Regions from separate parts of the Homo sapiens genome. Here region 2 is linked to region 1. A link is an interaction called in ENCODE POLR2A ChIA-PET data of the cell type or tissue named here. Cell type or tissue: IMR-90. All regions are shown on one strand. Links, peaks and the distances in the headings refer to the core of each region. The heading gives the core; the rest is flanking DNA.

The links. Peaks named below come from ENCODE experiments on the same cell type or tissue, not always from the same donor. Only the 100,000 strongest peaks of a DNase experiment are listed, where the experiment ranks them.
Region 2: POLR2A ChIA-PET joins it to region 1 with 13 read pairs; 2 of 35 experiments call an interaction of 5 or more read pairs at or near these places.

What each region holds. Positions count from the first base shown.
Region 1 is chr1:164,597,153-164,604,619 of GRCh38, reverse strand. All of the region lies in intron 2 of PBX1 (PBX homeobox 1), which reads right to left. Among named protein-coding and RNA genes, the nearest start is that of PBX1, 42 kb to the right of the region's middle. RefSeq lists enhancers at 875-1,639, 1,640-2,405. In IMR-90, for the core only: no CTCF peak of the experiment used is centred there; no DNase peak of the experiment used is centred there; H3K27ac peaks cover 1,694 bases.
Region 2 is chr1:164,723,353-164,730,819 of GRCh38, reverse strand. The region is part of intron 2 of PBX1 (PBX homeobox 1); the gene reads right to left. Among named protein-coding and RNA genes, the nearest start is that of PBX1-AS1, 48 kb to the left of the region's middle. In IMR-90, for the core only: no CTCF peak of the experiment used is centred there; a DNase peak (open chromatin) is centred at 4,389; H3K27ac peaks cover 838 bases.

The DNA of each region.
Region 1 (7,467 bases), core at 1,165-6,164:
TAAGTGGATAGCATAGGCAACGGCTCTCAGGACAGAATAAAAAAGGGTCATGTCCAGCCTTCATTTGTTAAGGCCAAATCACTAGATCCTGTGACCAGTAGTTATCACTGAGTGCTGGCCTGACTGGCAGGGCATCCTGGCACACAGTAGGCACTCAATACATGTAACTGCTGAATGCACAAATGAATGAATGTCAGGGTGGAAGGGACCTCAGATTGTAACCCTTAGAGTAATGGGAACACTGTGCAATAATGATGAAACACAGGTGGATACAAAGGCAAGCAACCAAACATAGTGTGGTCAAGAACAACTTACATATCCTCTGTGAGGCTTTGTCACTTCATTTCTAAAATGGAAGTGGCAATAGAATTAAATGATAGGCCGGACGCAGTGGCTCACGCCTGTAATCATAGCACTTTGGGAAGCTGAGGCAGGCGGATTGCCTGAGCTCAGAAGTTCGAGACTAGCCTGAACAACATAGTGAAACCTCATTTCTACTAAAATACAAAAGATTAGCTGGATGTGGTGGCACACACCTATAGTCCCAGCTACCTGGGAGGCTGAGGCAGGAGAACTGCTTGAACCTGGGAGGCAGAGGCTGCAGTGAGCCGTGATCGTGCCACTGCACTCCAGCCTGGGTGACAGAGACTCATCTCTAAAAAAAAAAAAAAAAAAAAAAAAAAAAAAAAATGAAATGACATAATGTACAGAGTGTCTTGCATTAATGTCTAGCAAACAGTATCTGCTTAAAATTATTATCTGTTATTATTTCATAGATAGATACAATTCAGGTACTAAACTGAAAAGTATAAAACATCAGACTAAACTTAAAACTTGAAATGTATAAAAGAGATGTCTCTAGGAAATAGTATAAACTCAGGACATGACTTATGTAGGTATCCTCCATACAGTTTATTGTAAGCATTCTATTTGAGTAGAAATGATGTTTGGTAAAGGTAATCACACCTTAAACAAACTGAAAAGTCTGTTATCTAAAAATAATGCAGTACTTTGATGGCTTACATATTGTAGCTTAAAAACACATATTACATTGAATTATACAAGGATTTCTTTTGGAAGTGTTTATTTGTATATGTATCTGTGGATCTGTATTTTCACATAATGGAGTTGCTTAAAGTGAAGATTATCCCATATCCAGGTATAATTATACCAGCACTGTGAAAGTCCTCTAGCTACATCTGGCCAGGTCCTCCAGGACAAATCCGCATTATTTTGCCCTAATTTTAATTTTTAATACATGGGACAGAGTCAAAGTTTCTCCATATTCTGTTTAACTCAGGCAGTTATTCAAAATTCCTGTCTTTTGCAAACATCAATTTCAACCTTGACTTAAAGAGAAAGAAATGAAGCAAACACAAAGAGATAAAAGGAAAAGCAGAAAAAAATAAAATGCACCCTTTTGGCCCTGCTTTCTACAGGAAAAGAAAAAAAAAAATGCTGCTTCCCTAGCCTCATTCTGACTCTGTTCCTCATGGTTACTTTCAGAAAAAGCCAAAGGGGTAGGGGTGGAGTGGGTATGGAAGAAGGAAGGGAAGGGACGGATTATAAGGAAGGTAGGGGAAAAAATAGCTGCAGAAGAAAAGACGAAAAAAGAAGAAAGGAGAGCTGAAACCCGACACTCAGGAACTCAGGCCTCCAGCAAGAGACTTCTTGGACAGCAAACCTGCCAGCCGGGACGGGACGTGGACTGGTTCCAATGGCAGCCTTCATTAACGCTTCATACACTCAGCCCTTAATTTACAACCGTTTAACGGCAAACATTCCACAAGTACCTTTGAGGGCAGAAAGAAATCTAAGAGAAATTAGGTGCCTAGAGAGCTCCCCTCAAAGGCAAGAGCCCTTTCGTGCAAGTAAGCAATTTTGCTGCCTCCCATTTTTTTTTTTTTTTTCAATCTGTTTGGGACTTTGAGGGCTGGGGTGGGAAGGTAGTGGAATGGAATAGATAAACAGCCAGTCAAGAGCTGTGGGGAGGTTGACAGAATTGGGGTGCAGGTACATGTAGGATACACAGAAGCTTTGTGTCTGTGGAGGCTGTATGAGTCTGTGGGTGAGCAGCATGTCTAAGTGGGTGGAAACATGTATAGCTAAAGGCAGGAACTCTTCCCATACAGCTAAACCCTTGTTCAAGCAATTTAAATAAACAAGAACATTTTAAAAAATTAAAACCCCACTAAAACAATCCTTGTGGAGCAGTTTTCTTGAGTGCTTAAGTAGAGACCAGATTCAAAAAAGGATTAAGAGAATGTCGCATAACCAAGCTGCAGAAACTGAAACCGAGCGGGGTGTGAGGGGAGATGGCTTGGAGGGTGGGGCCCTCCCATAGCAATTTCAGCAAGCCTTTCTAGTCATCCCTTAAGCTTTGTTTCCCTTCAGCCCATACCTGTGCGTACTGTAAACAACTCACACATGGTTGTAACTAGCCAGGGCCCAGAACTGGTTAGGCAGCTTTTCTCCCAAGGCCACAGTGAAGAATCAGTCTCAGCCAAAACACAGGAGTCCTGGAAAGAAGACTTGAACTCCCTCTTTTCTGGCAGGAGAATGGGGAAAGGGAGGCTAAACAGATTACCTTTTAACTAACAACTTTATCTAAACGGATTAACATTGAAGATTAACCTTCCTGGAGCCACAGAGCTGAATCCCCACTCCTAGGGTGCATGGCTGAGTGGAAGCTGGTCTCTGCTCTCAGCCAGGATCTGGTTCCAACCTCTGTCTGAAACGGAGGGCAGTATCTTAGCTAACTTCCTTTTAAAGGTGCTCTCTCAAGTCTCTCCAGAATGGGCTCCATGGAAAGTTAATCCCACAGGCTAAGGGGTCTCATCTTCACAGTATCCAACTGCAGCATTTAAATGCACTTCATCTTCCCTGGAACAACAGGAAAATACAGTGAAAGCTCAAAATGAGGCAGGTGACAGGGACTGGGAAGAAGGGCTTGTACTAAGCGTGGAACAGGTGAGATGCAACACCATGCCCTGTTCTGCCAAAATTAAGACCCTCCTGCCACAGTTTAAGCTAAAGTCTGTGTACTCCCTCATTCCCACCTCCTCCAGAAAAGGGCACTTGCATGCTTTCTGTTAAAGTGAGATGGTTTTTTCCCCTATTCCAGTGGAATACGGTAAAATCCTTATCCCTTCATAATGGGCTTACCTGAAAGTGAATGAGGCTTCCTGGGAAAACCCTTCTAAAGGAGTGTCGGATGCCTCAGAAAGAACTAGAGTTACCTTCCTCCTTTCTGTTTCATCAAAATCATAGCAGTTTCTTAGCTTAGGGACTCTAAAGGTGGTTGCTATTGAACTGTGAATCTGGTTAATCTCAGGTTAAGTTCACCTCTGTGTCTGCTTTTTTTTTTTTTTTTTTTTTTTTTTTGAGACAGAATCTTGCTCTGTCGCCCAGGCTGGAGTGCAATGGCACAATCTCGGCTCACTGCAACCTCGGCCTCCCAGGTTCAAGCAATTCTTTCTCAGCCTCCCGAGTAGCTGGGACTACAGGCGCCCACCGCCACGCCCGGCTAATTTTTGTATTTTTAGTAGAGACGGGGTTTCACCACACTGGTTAGGCTGGTCTCAAACTCCTGACACCTCAGGTGATCTGCCCGCCTCGGCCTCCCAAAGTGCTGGGATTACAGGCATGAGCCACTGCGCCCAGCCCTGTGTCTGCTATTCTGAGAGCAGAAGAATCTCCAATTTTTATAAAATGCAAGCCATTCCTCAGGTATGAAGATGACAACCTCTGGCCCATTAGAAGTGAGTTGTTTGGATTACTTCAGTGGCTGGATCAATCTTGATCGGTGTGACCAGAAGCAAACGTGTCTGAGATGGCTTGACCACTTTAGGGATGAAGTCTGTGGCCAATGAATGCAGTAAATAAACTAACAGGCCCACAAGGGATTGAGCCCCTAGTCATGTGTTTACTAGCCCGGTGCTTTAACCAGTTAAGCTACACTGTGTTAAACAGGCATGGGGCTGCCTCAGGAATCAAATGTGCCAAAAGCTCTGTTTGCCTTTTGTGGCAAGAGAGGGAATGCAGGCAGACTTTAGTTAAAAAGCAGTAGTAGGCTAGGCGCAGTGGCTCACGCCTGTAATCCCAAAACTTTGGGAGGCTGAGGCGGGTAGATCACCTGAGGTCAGGAGTTCGAGACCAGCCTGACTAACATTGTGAAACCCCATATCTACTAAAAATACAAAAATCAGCCGATGGTGGCGGGCACCTGTAATCCCAGCTACTCGGGAGGCTGAGGCAGGAAAATCACTTGAACCCAGGAGGTGGAGGTTGCGGTGAGCCGAGATCACGCCACTGCACTCCAGCCTGGGCGACAGAGTAAGACTCTGTATCAAAAAAAAAAAAAAAAAAAAAAAGCAGCAGCATACTTTAGGCTCTTAATATTTTCATTATTTTAGTCTAGCCTTACAGAAGCAATACATCTTGGATTTTTTAACACAGTCCTGACTCAAGTATCCCATTTAAATTTTCCCATAATTATACTCACAATTGTAAGACCAAACAGACTAAATTGAGATTTAGGAAATGGGAACACCATATTTAAAGTACTCAACATTAGGACAGGTGCTTCAGATGCCAGGACGATTTGGGTCTTAGCATTGCCCCTAAACTGGCAGCTGTGAATTAAAATTTGGTTTGGAAAAGAATTGCTCATGAGGTCTGAGTTGCACACACACTGGCTTCAACTTTTGTTGGCTTGTTTCAAAAGAGCACAGAAGCTTTTTAAGAAAAGAAGAAAAAAAAAGCGGGGAGAGGGGGTTTGTACAAAGCCAGCTCTTTGCTTAGCAAACCAGTAGGAAAAATAAAATGAAAGAACACATATGCAAAGATGTATTTCCAGTTTTCACTCCAGCAGTAGGCTTTTGGAAGGGCACAACCCATTGAATCTAAGCTTCCCTAAGCATTTATATTATATAACAGAGCAAGAAATGAGACAAGTGTCCCTACAGTCGCCAGGCATCCTGTGTCCAAACCCCATTCCCAGTTATCCCCATGCCAGGCCTGTGCCCCTCCCCTCCTGAGGGACAGTCCCACTCCAGGCAGCTTTTATAACAAGTCTCAACCCTCAAAAGAAAAACAATGGGTTTGAACTATTAACCCTTCCCCAGAAAGGACTAAAATTAAGAAGAGGCCGCTGGCAAAATGTTCACATGGGAATACTGTAAAAAATAACAAGGTAAATATGCGCCCACAATTGCAGATTTGCCCGAAGAAAGAGAAAAGAAACAAAAATGGAGGGGGGTGTGGCTGAGCAGTAGAAGACGACTGGAAGGTCAAGCTCAGAATCTATTAAGAAAGAATTATACCTGCACATCATGTATCCCAGAACTTAAAATTAATAATTAATTAATTTTAAAAAAAAAGAATTACACAATTTAGAAAGAACTGGAGTTCATGCTGGTCTCAGAGGGGAGCAAAGTTAGAGTAGTGTTAGACATGAGATCTATTGGGAGAGAATGAAAAGAGGGGCAAAATCATCTGATAAAGCTACTGGCAGAAACACTCTTCTTTGCAAAAAAAAAAAAAAAAATCAGGAGGAAAAAAGAGACAGAAAATAAATCTGGTGTAAAGAAACACCGTGATGTCTATCAGCAGGGCGGGGTTGGTCAGGACATAGACTGGAGCTGGACAAACCAGGATTCAAATTAACGCTCAGCCACACACCTGTTGAATAACCTGGGGCAACTGAGCCTCTGTTTTCTTTTATGTAAAAGTGGGATAATGATCCCTCCCCTTCCTACCTCCGGGTAGTTTTAAAGGTCAAATCTAATCACATAAATGAAATATGCTATACGCTCCGAGGTATGACACAATGTCAAGCTATTTCAGGTGTAAGGCTCTTTATGAAAAATTTGGCTGCCCAGGTAGCTCTTCTAAAAGTTAAAAAGAATAAAAAAGGCAGAGTGTCATTGGAAAGGGTGGTGCTTGTTGCTCAGAAAGGATAAGAACCAATGACAAAATCAAATGCAATCAGGTTTTTCAAGGAATTTACCACATACTGAGAGTTCCAGTAATCCAACAGAAAATCAACAAACACTAGTATGTTCCTCAGAGAACTCTGGGAATTAAACTAGTTCAGCTCAACTGATGTCTCTCCTATCTCTAAGAGTGCCGGTAGTCATCCATCCACAAGGTTTGGACTGGAGAGATACACAAAGAAGCCCTAAGACAATGGAAGACAATGACTTAACCCTCCACAGTGTGCCTTGGTCTCGACACCTAACTCCTGTCTGAAATTTTCCAGCTCTGGTCTCTACCACCCTCTAGGAAGGGAGGGAACAAAGGAAGGAGAAAGGGGAAAGAGAGAAAAGAAAAAAAGAATTCTTACTCTAGTAGCCAGATAAAAACAAACAAACTGGCTATGGTTTGAATATGTCTCCCAAAAATTCATGTGTTGGAAACTGAATCCCTCTGCCCTCACGAATGGATACAAATGGATTAACATTGCTATCCTAGGAGTGGGTTTGTTACTGTGGGAATTGCTTTGTTATAAAAGCAAGCAGTCTGGCTCTCTTGCTCCTGCCCTCTCACCATGTGATGAACTCCACCATGTTACCAAGAAGGCCCTCACCAAATGCCAGAGCCATGCTCTGGGACTTCCCATTCTCCAGAACCACAAGCCAAATACACTTCTTTGTGAATTCCCCAGTCTGTGGTATTGTTATACCAACAGAATATGGACTAAAATACCAGGAGAACCAGAAACCCAGGAATTGGGGAACTCTCCAGAAATGTACAGCAATAATTAATTTAAGTCTCTTAAATTAATTATTTATTTAATTTTTAAATAAAAAATTTAAGGCCAAGGCATCTTAAAGGCCCAGAGTTATAACCTACAAACTCTCCTGAGGTATTATATTTACAACATGGCTGCGAGACCCCAAAACGAAGGCCATAAAAAGTCTATTCTTAAAGGTAATGTCCTAAAATATAGCAGAAACTTCACAAATTCATGGAGAAAAAGTACATACCAGGTCCTGGCTTCAAGGCAATAACTTTAGAATTATCATAGGTGGGAACAACAAGATGAATATCATGGTCCTCTGAAGGCTGTATAAAGATTTGGGAAATTCTTGATCCTTGGCCAACAAATTTCAAAGTGTGGTAGAAAATTATCTCTGCACCCCCAAATAGCTCCATTTCAATACCATTATTCCAAGAAAACTAGATAGTTCCACGTCGTCATAGAACTATGTTATATTTTCCAAGTGTCAACCCTTGATGTCACCATCTACTTACAAAGGAGAAGAGATGACCACCCTTCTAGGGGACAACAACCAACTCTGTTCCTTCCACAAAAGACAGGGAAGATAGTCTTCTTAGAAGGCCCTGAGGGGCCACATAAACCCATCCTGGCTGAAGAAGTGAGGTAACTGGTTGTACAAAAAGAAGCAGACATGATTTAAAGCACTGTTTTCAGACTTTTTAATGAATAACGATTCCTCAAAG
Region 2 (7,467 bases), core at 1,695-6,694, 130 kb before region 1:
GAATAATTATTCTAGTTGCTTCTTTAGCACCAAGGGGACAGAGCTGACTGAGTTCTTTTGACTTTGTGTCCTGTCTCTGCTCTGGTCTTGATTAAACTTACGCAAAGCAGTACTTTTCCTGGGTTGTGAATCTTGGAGGTTGCCCTGTCAGACTGGTGAGATCCCAGTTTAGCTGTGCTAGCTAAAGCAAGGAGAACAGAGAGAGCCATAGATACTTTTGCTTAGTAAAATCTTTCTTTGAGGGTAGGGACTGGAGTATGGAACCTTTTCAGAGGAATGAGAGGGGCTTGTGACGAAAGGGTAGAGGAGGGAATACCTCCCTGCAAAATCTTACACAACTAACTAATGTCATAAGGCCGAGGATGAGAAAGTAGCACTTAACTGTTTCATCCTCATCACACATAAAGCATTCCAAAGACCCATATCTCCTACTACTGAGGTGTGTGCTGGACAGGTCAAGACATCCATATGACTGGCTTCTGGGCACACAGCAGCATCACCAGGCCACAGATAAGGCAGGAGCTTCAGGTAACTGATCTGCACCAGTCTATTGCAATCTCTTTCCCCAACAATGCCACCAACTCTGGGACTAACTGTTGATGGCTGTATTCTTGGAATAGGGCAGAACTAATTGACAAGAAGTGGATTCACTAACTCCATGCTCTAACCAGCTGATCCACCTGCCATCCCTAACTTCCATTGCCTTCTGCTACTCTCACAGTGATTTATGGTGGCCTTCAGATATCCTGAAGCCCTCCAGGGTTTACCCCAACAATAAATGGCTCTGCTGTTTACCAGCTATATAACACTGGGGCAGGTTTAGAAACTAAGTCTGTTTCTAAATATTTGAAGTGGGATAAAATGGAATCAACATCATCAAATTATTGGGAAGATTAAATGAGACAACGAATGTACAATGCTTGCCACAGTGCCTGATGCAGAGGAAATATTCAGTAATATTTACTTATTATATTAATTATTGTTATAATGATTTTTATTATCTGTCTTTTGCTTATTATACTTATACTGAGAAGCAGTACAGTGTACTGATCAAAAGCACAGACTTTTGAGTCAGACTGCCTGCCTAGGTTGATTAAATATGCCACTTATAAGCTGTGTGACCTTCAGCAAGTTGCCTAACCTCTCTAGGACTCAGGTTCTTCTTAACTGTAAAAGAGAGATAATAATATACCTACCATATCTACTTCTTTCAAAAGGTTAAATAAACTGCCTGAAACATGTTGAGAATAGAACAAAGCATATACCTGTAGTAAATGCCAAATAAGTGCTTCCTATTAGTTACATGTATGTATATGTCTATATTATGTATATATACATATTTACACAACATCTTTGAAATCTTGATATCCATATTAAAAGTTTGTGTTAATTTGCATAAATAAATTCTTACAAAATGTTTTTGGATGATAAAGATAAGGAAAAAAAGGAAGGAAAAAAAGAAGCACAAGGATAAATAGCAGAAGGTAATTCAGTAAGCAGAATCTGTCCATTTCATAGTGAGCAGATCTCTCAATAGGTTATCATTTAGGGAAAACTCACTTCATATCAATAAAGAGGCTCAATTTGATGCAGGCAGTCTAAGATTAATTTCCTACTCACTGTAAGAATTCAACCACATATTTTTATTTTTTACTTTTTTAAACCTCTGAGGTTAGTTACCAAGTATTCCTGGATGCTGCCTTGAAAATTCTGCTTGAAAATGCTTGTCAACCACCTTTATTCAGATGTCCTACAAAATGTACTGAAAAGAGAAGTGGCTATTGCAAGTTGAACAGAGAAGAGTATAAACGCCTAACACAATGCTGAGGAGCCTACCAGCAGTAACCCTACAATTATCTTGTGGTTTCCTAGAAGTTATAATGAGCTGGCCCACTTGGCGTATCAAATTCCTCCTGACTGGTTTTGTAGTTCTCACCCATGCAGAGACACAGCTCTATGAAGAAAAATAACAGGCCATTTAAACTGAAATATGTTGCGGTGGGTGGGGAGAATATCGGGAAAGAGATGCATCCTGCAGTTAAAAATTACTCAACCGGTGTTATAAAGTTAAAAACCAGAGGCCCTGAATAAAAAAATTTTTATATACGCATTTTTGGGAAAATAATTCTTTGGCTGAGAAAGCTTCCCTCCTTCTGTTGAATGAAGTATGTTTAGTTAACATTAATGCCCATATTTTCTGCATTTCTTCCAATTTCATTATTCTGGCCTTGTCTAAATCAAAATACATTATAATTCTGAATAATGGGCTATCTGCTGCCTGTGGGGAAATGTTATAATGATAATAAATAATTTCTGAAAATTATGAATTACTTCTATCCTTTTGGAAAACAAGCAAATTATTGGTTTGCACAGGAAATGGGAGCACATTTGTGCAGAACCTTTTCAACACTTGTGGGCTTCTTGCTCACTTCTCCAAGAAGCAAGGCCTAAAATGGTTCACCAATCTATTTCTCTCTCTCTCTCTCTCTTTTTTTTTTTTTGTTAAGACAAGATCTCCTTTGTCACCCAAGCTGGAGTGTAGTGGCGCGATCATGGCTCATTGCAGCCTCGGTCTCCCAGGCTCAAGCAATCCTTCCACCTCAGCCTCCAGACTAGCTGGAACTACAGGCACATATCACCAAGCCTGGCTAATTTTTTAATTAAGACAGGGTCTACTATGTGGCCCAGGCTGGTCTTGAACTCCTGGACTCAAGCAATTCTCCCACTCTGGCCTCCCAAAGTGATAGGATTACAGGCATGAGCCACCACGCCCAGCCTGGCTCACCTCTCTTAACTATAACCATACCAAATGAAGAATGAATAGGAAGGCGCTATCTCCACTTTTTGTTCATTTGTTTCTTTTCTCATATCCTCTGCAGATGACGAAGGGAGCACACAAATGTAGACAAGTCACACTAAAACATCAATGAGGTTAAGAACCTCCCACTCAGACCAGGGATAGATAACTTTTCACAAGTACTTCCTACAGGTTGGGAGAGGGGAGTACTGACTGCTGATCTGGAGGCTGGGACAAAGACTTCTGGTGCACAAGCAAAAAGAAGCCTTATATACCATTTACCTGTATCCAAATTTCCAGCAGCCAACGATGGCGAAGAGCCTCATAGCAGATGTGGCAGTGGCCGCCACTTCCCATGACAAAGGGAGGTAGGCATGATTCATCTCTAGTGCATGGGGACGGTTGCCTTTTGCCCCAAATCAACTCAAGACCCCTTTCCACCATATGTCTGTATGTAACTCTAAATGCATCTCTAAGACTTAAGAATAAAAAGCCACTGCTACCTGGCAAGTGGATGAGGCAAAAGAGAAGACATACCCCAAAGAACTATAGCACTCTGCTCCAAATTACAGAACTTTCTAAACTATGTTAGTACTTACAAACTGTTAAAATCTCCTGTATAAGAATTACATTCCTCTGAATTATAACCTGATTTAGTTTTATTAATGTGACACAGTGAATGGTAAATAGAACTACTTAGGCATAATCCCTGTCTTCTAGAATCTTACAATCAAAAACAACAGAATTGTAGAGATTTTCTTAGATCATAAGGCAGATATTAAGGGCACACATTAAATGAATACATAAATTAAGTAAGTTAATTACTGAATTTCATTACATGTTCATTATGAGCATGCCAAGGGGTGAATGCAATAACTCAGGAGATGCTAAAGGGTCAACATCTTCATCCCTAGGGGTGTGTAACTTAATAAAAGACAAAGCTTGGTGTTGAGCTCCAGCAAAACCGTAACACCATATTGCACTGCTCAAGCATCTCACCAAAATGAAGTGATCAAAAATAGTAGCTGAGGGAACACAGAAAACCAAAGCGAAGGTTTCTTCCTGCATTATGGAAGCATAAGTGAATCTCTTGGGGGTAAAAACAGCACTAAGACAAAAGCTGAGCCCCAATTCTGCCTCCACATGAAGGGATTCTGACAATGCCATTTCGCCTAGAAGTGCCTCTGGAACCTCGATGTTCCAGACGGGCCTCTAGATCCCCTAGATGTGCTTGAAGAACTCTTTTTTGAAGAACTGTAAAATTGTTTCACAGTGTGAGGTACAGAGCTGCTTTTACTAGTAAAACATTATTTTGTCATTATAGGTTATAGGAAATACTTATCTTCCCAGAAGACTTTCTAAAGACCATTTTATACTCCATAGACCTCTATTTTATACTCAATAGATGTCAAGCGTAGTGCTAATTCAATGTGGTAAGTGGCTATGCTTACAATTTTATAAAATTCCCTGATGTGGCTTTAGCATGAATCTATTTATATCCCAGATGTGACCAGGATGTTTTGGTTAATTCATTGGTTCCAGCCATATTTATGGCTGAATGCCACATGATTGAGTAAACAGATCACGTGGCAATCTTTGCTAATCACTGTTTGCATGGCTAAAATAACTGGGCCAGCAGGGTCATTGTCTAGCTATTCAAGTAATGTACAAGTAGACTTAGGAATCATCATCCTCATCCTGTCCCATTTTCTCTACACTAAACCCATGGCAGGGAAAGACCATAGTCTCTGTAAATTTTAATCAATGTATTTGAATCAAAAGATTCTGTTCCTGGAGGAGGCAACCGTGGGTTGACCAAAACGTTTGTATGCAAAAAGAAAATGCTCACAGGTAAACACTGGGCACAAACTCTGATCATTCCACTATAGCTACAAATTATTTTTAATTTTGTTAAAAACAGATTAAGCTTTTAAGGTTAAAATGGTTATAGAAGAAACCAGGCAGTATAACACTTTTCCAGTAAGATAACATCTAATTCACCCAGGGCAGTCAGAAACTTTCAGTTGAACACAAGAGAAGAAAATTCCAGAAGCTCTAAGGTGGTTAAATTTCATTTCCAAATCCTGGGGTCATCGAAGACTCCATGTACCAACTGAAAAATAAGACAACCAATCCCATCATGGTGCCAACCACTCTAGTTGTCTTGGGCAAGTCACTTATTTATCCATCTTGGCTTTCTTGCTCAAAAATGATGGATAGCTACACCTCACAGTGAGGATTCAGTCATGTAAGCAAAGTGCCTTGAAGACAGGAAGCCAGACATTATAGGAGCATAATTTTTGCCCTGAAATGCATTTGGTATGGGTTGGGCATCAGATGTTTCTGATTTGTGAATTAGTCTGAGAATGTTAGACATGCAATGGTTTAAGGATTGCTAGGAGCAAAACAGAACCATGTTGTGTGTTTATGGGTAATCAGCCAGTTTGGCAAACCACCAGTGGCTGAAACTTGTACGGAAGCAGAAAGGCGTTAGAGAAGATAAGGCCATGCAAGCAGAAGCAAGTTAGGGGAAGCACGCAGATCAAGAGAGGAGCAAAGAGAGCTGATGTGCAGAACATGGTTACACGGGAGGCCCTTGAATCCTAAGGAGGTATCCCACTGGTACAACTTCCTCCTAGCGTTTCTGGTTAACTATGTGAACACACAGGCAGACAGATCAAGCCGCTATGTGAGGGACAAATAAACATACTGAAGACCTAAAAATGTGAAGTCAGCTGAGCCTCAATTCAATCCAAACCTTTGGGGGCTTATGCACCATTAGTCTGTATCATGGCCTCCAGTCATTTGTCCCTCTAGAACAGGAACTCTGAAAGGCCTGACAAAGAAGAATGGACAATCACAGATGCTGGTTTTGCCTTCTCATTCCCTGCAAGTCTACTGGATGCAGGAAGGGGGTGGGGGGTTCAAGCTGCCTGCTTAGGAGCTTAAACATGACAAGGATTTTCTAATGAAAAGCTAACCCAGAGATTCCTCTTTTTCCTATGATACCACAGCATCCATCATTCAAAAACCGAAAAAGGACCCACCTGTATAGGCATCTTTAAAAAGACAATAAAGGGATCCGAGCAATTGTCTGCAGAGTACATTGTAAAACACTCCGCAAGTTATGTAAACAGCCTGGATGTTACACTGCCTCTCACACCTGGAGAGGCAACAAAGATGAATGCTGCATATTTGCCTGAAAGAGGAATACAAGAAAGGAAGAGTGGTTTAGAAATTGCAGACCATTCCCCATTTTAATGAGGCACTTGAGTTGCTTTCCCCTCATTTTGTTGCTACTAGAATGGGCACTAAAAAAAAAAAAAAAAAAAAAAAAAAAAAAAAAAAAAAATCTGCAGCTATTGCAATGGGCATCTGTGAAGAAAAATAAGATATTAGACATGAAACATATCATTAACACTGTCTAGACGCAAGCTTGTCCAACTGTGGCCCATGAGCCACATGCGGCCCAGACCAGCTTTGAATGTGGCCCAACACAAACTTACAAACTTTCTTAAACCATTATAAGATTTTTTTGTGATTTTCTTTTACCTCATCAGCTATTGTTAGTGTTAGTGTATTTTTATATGTGGCACAAGACAATTCATCTTCTTCCATTGTGGCCCAGGGAAGCCAAAAGAGTGGCCAAGGGAAGCCTGGCTAGAGAAGTCATTTGTATTTTCTGTTTGTATGACATACATATATGAGAGAGGGAGAAAGAGAAAGAGCACTTACGGGTGAGAAATCCATGGGCCTGGAAGCTCAGTAGAGTTCCTGAATGTTTGGATTTGACTTACGACCTTTTGAACTGCAGAAGCAACGGTTCTGATGGCACGTTCTGCAGGACCTCCATGCAACAAAGACTTGTAACCCAGTATCACATTTTCTGTTCAAACAACATTCTTTTGGGGCCAGGGAAGGGTAAATCAAAATCAATTAAAATGCTTTTGAACTTCTAAGAAAGTCATTCCAGGTTTTAGTTGAAAGAACCTTGTTTCTGGTAAGCATACGTGTTCAGGTAGACCCACAGACTACCCCTAACCTGCATGCAGATTATATTATTTGGAAATAGAAGCTGAGTTCAGTAAACACTCCCCACACTTCAGCTCCTTCCAGGCTGTGGGCTCTGGCCCTTCTTCTCATCTGCACAGTTCAAATTAATTATACACTTTAATTTCATGAATTATTAATTTGATTCTGACTCGGCAGCTTATGATTATCCAGCGCTACAGACTATACAATTCCAGCTTCATTAAAACATCACCAGCTGCCTGAGAGACAGACATTAAATAGGGGAGAGCAATAATAAAATTAAGCTTCCGGCGCATAGCAACAGAGTCTTCCTCAGTCACAGGCAGTGCAGGGCTCTGCCGCCTGGCTGGCCCAGGCAGAAAGGAAAACGTCCTTTTAGACAAGTCCACGCCCCTTCTCTGAATGTGTTTCTTGGCCTTCCACCATGCACACAACCTCAGATGGTCAGATGGCATGACTGAGGGTTTGTATATTCATCTATCTATCTCTCCCTGCAACCCCTTTCATATGCCCGCCACCCCTGCTCGTCCAACATTAATTCTTTGATGACTGCCAATGCTCCAAGCACATCCAGTCTGGCCACCTCCCAGTGTTTGCGAGACTGCCAGCTTCTGGGAAGGGTTCACAACTGCTGACAG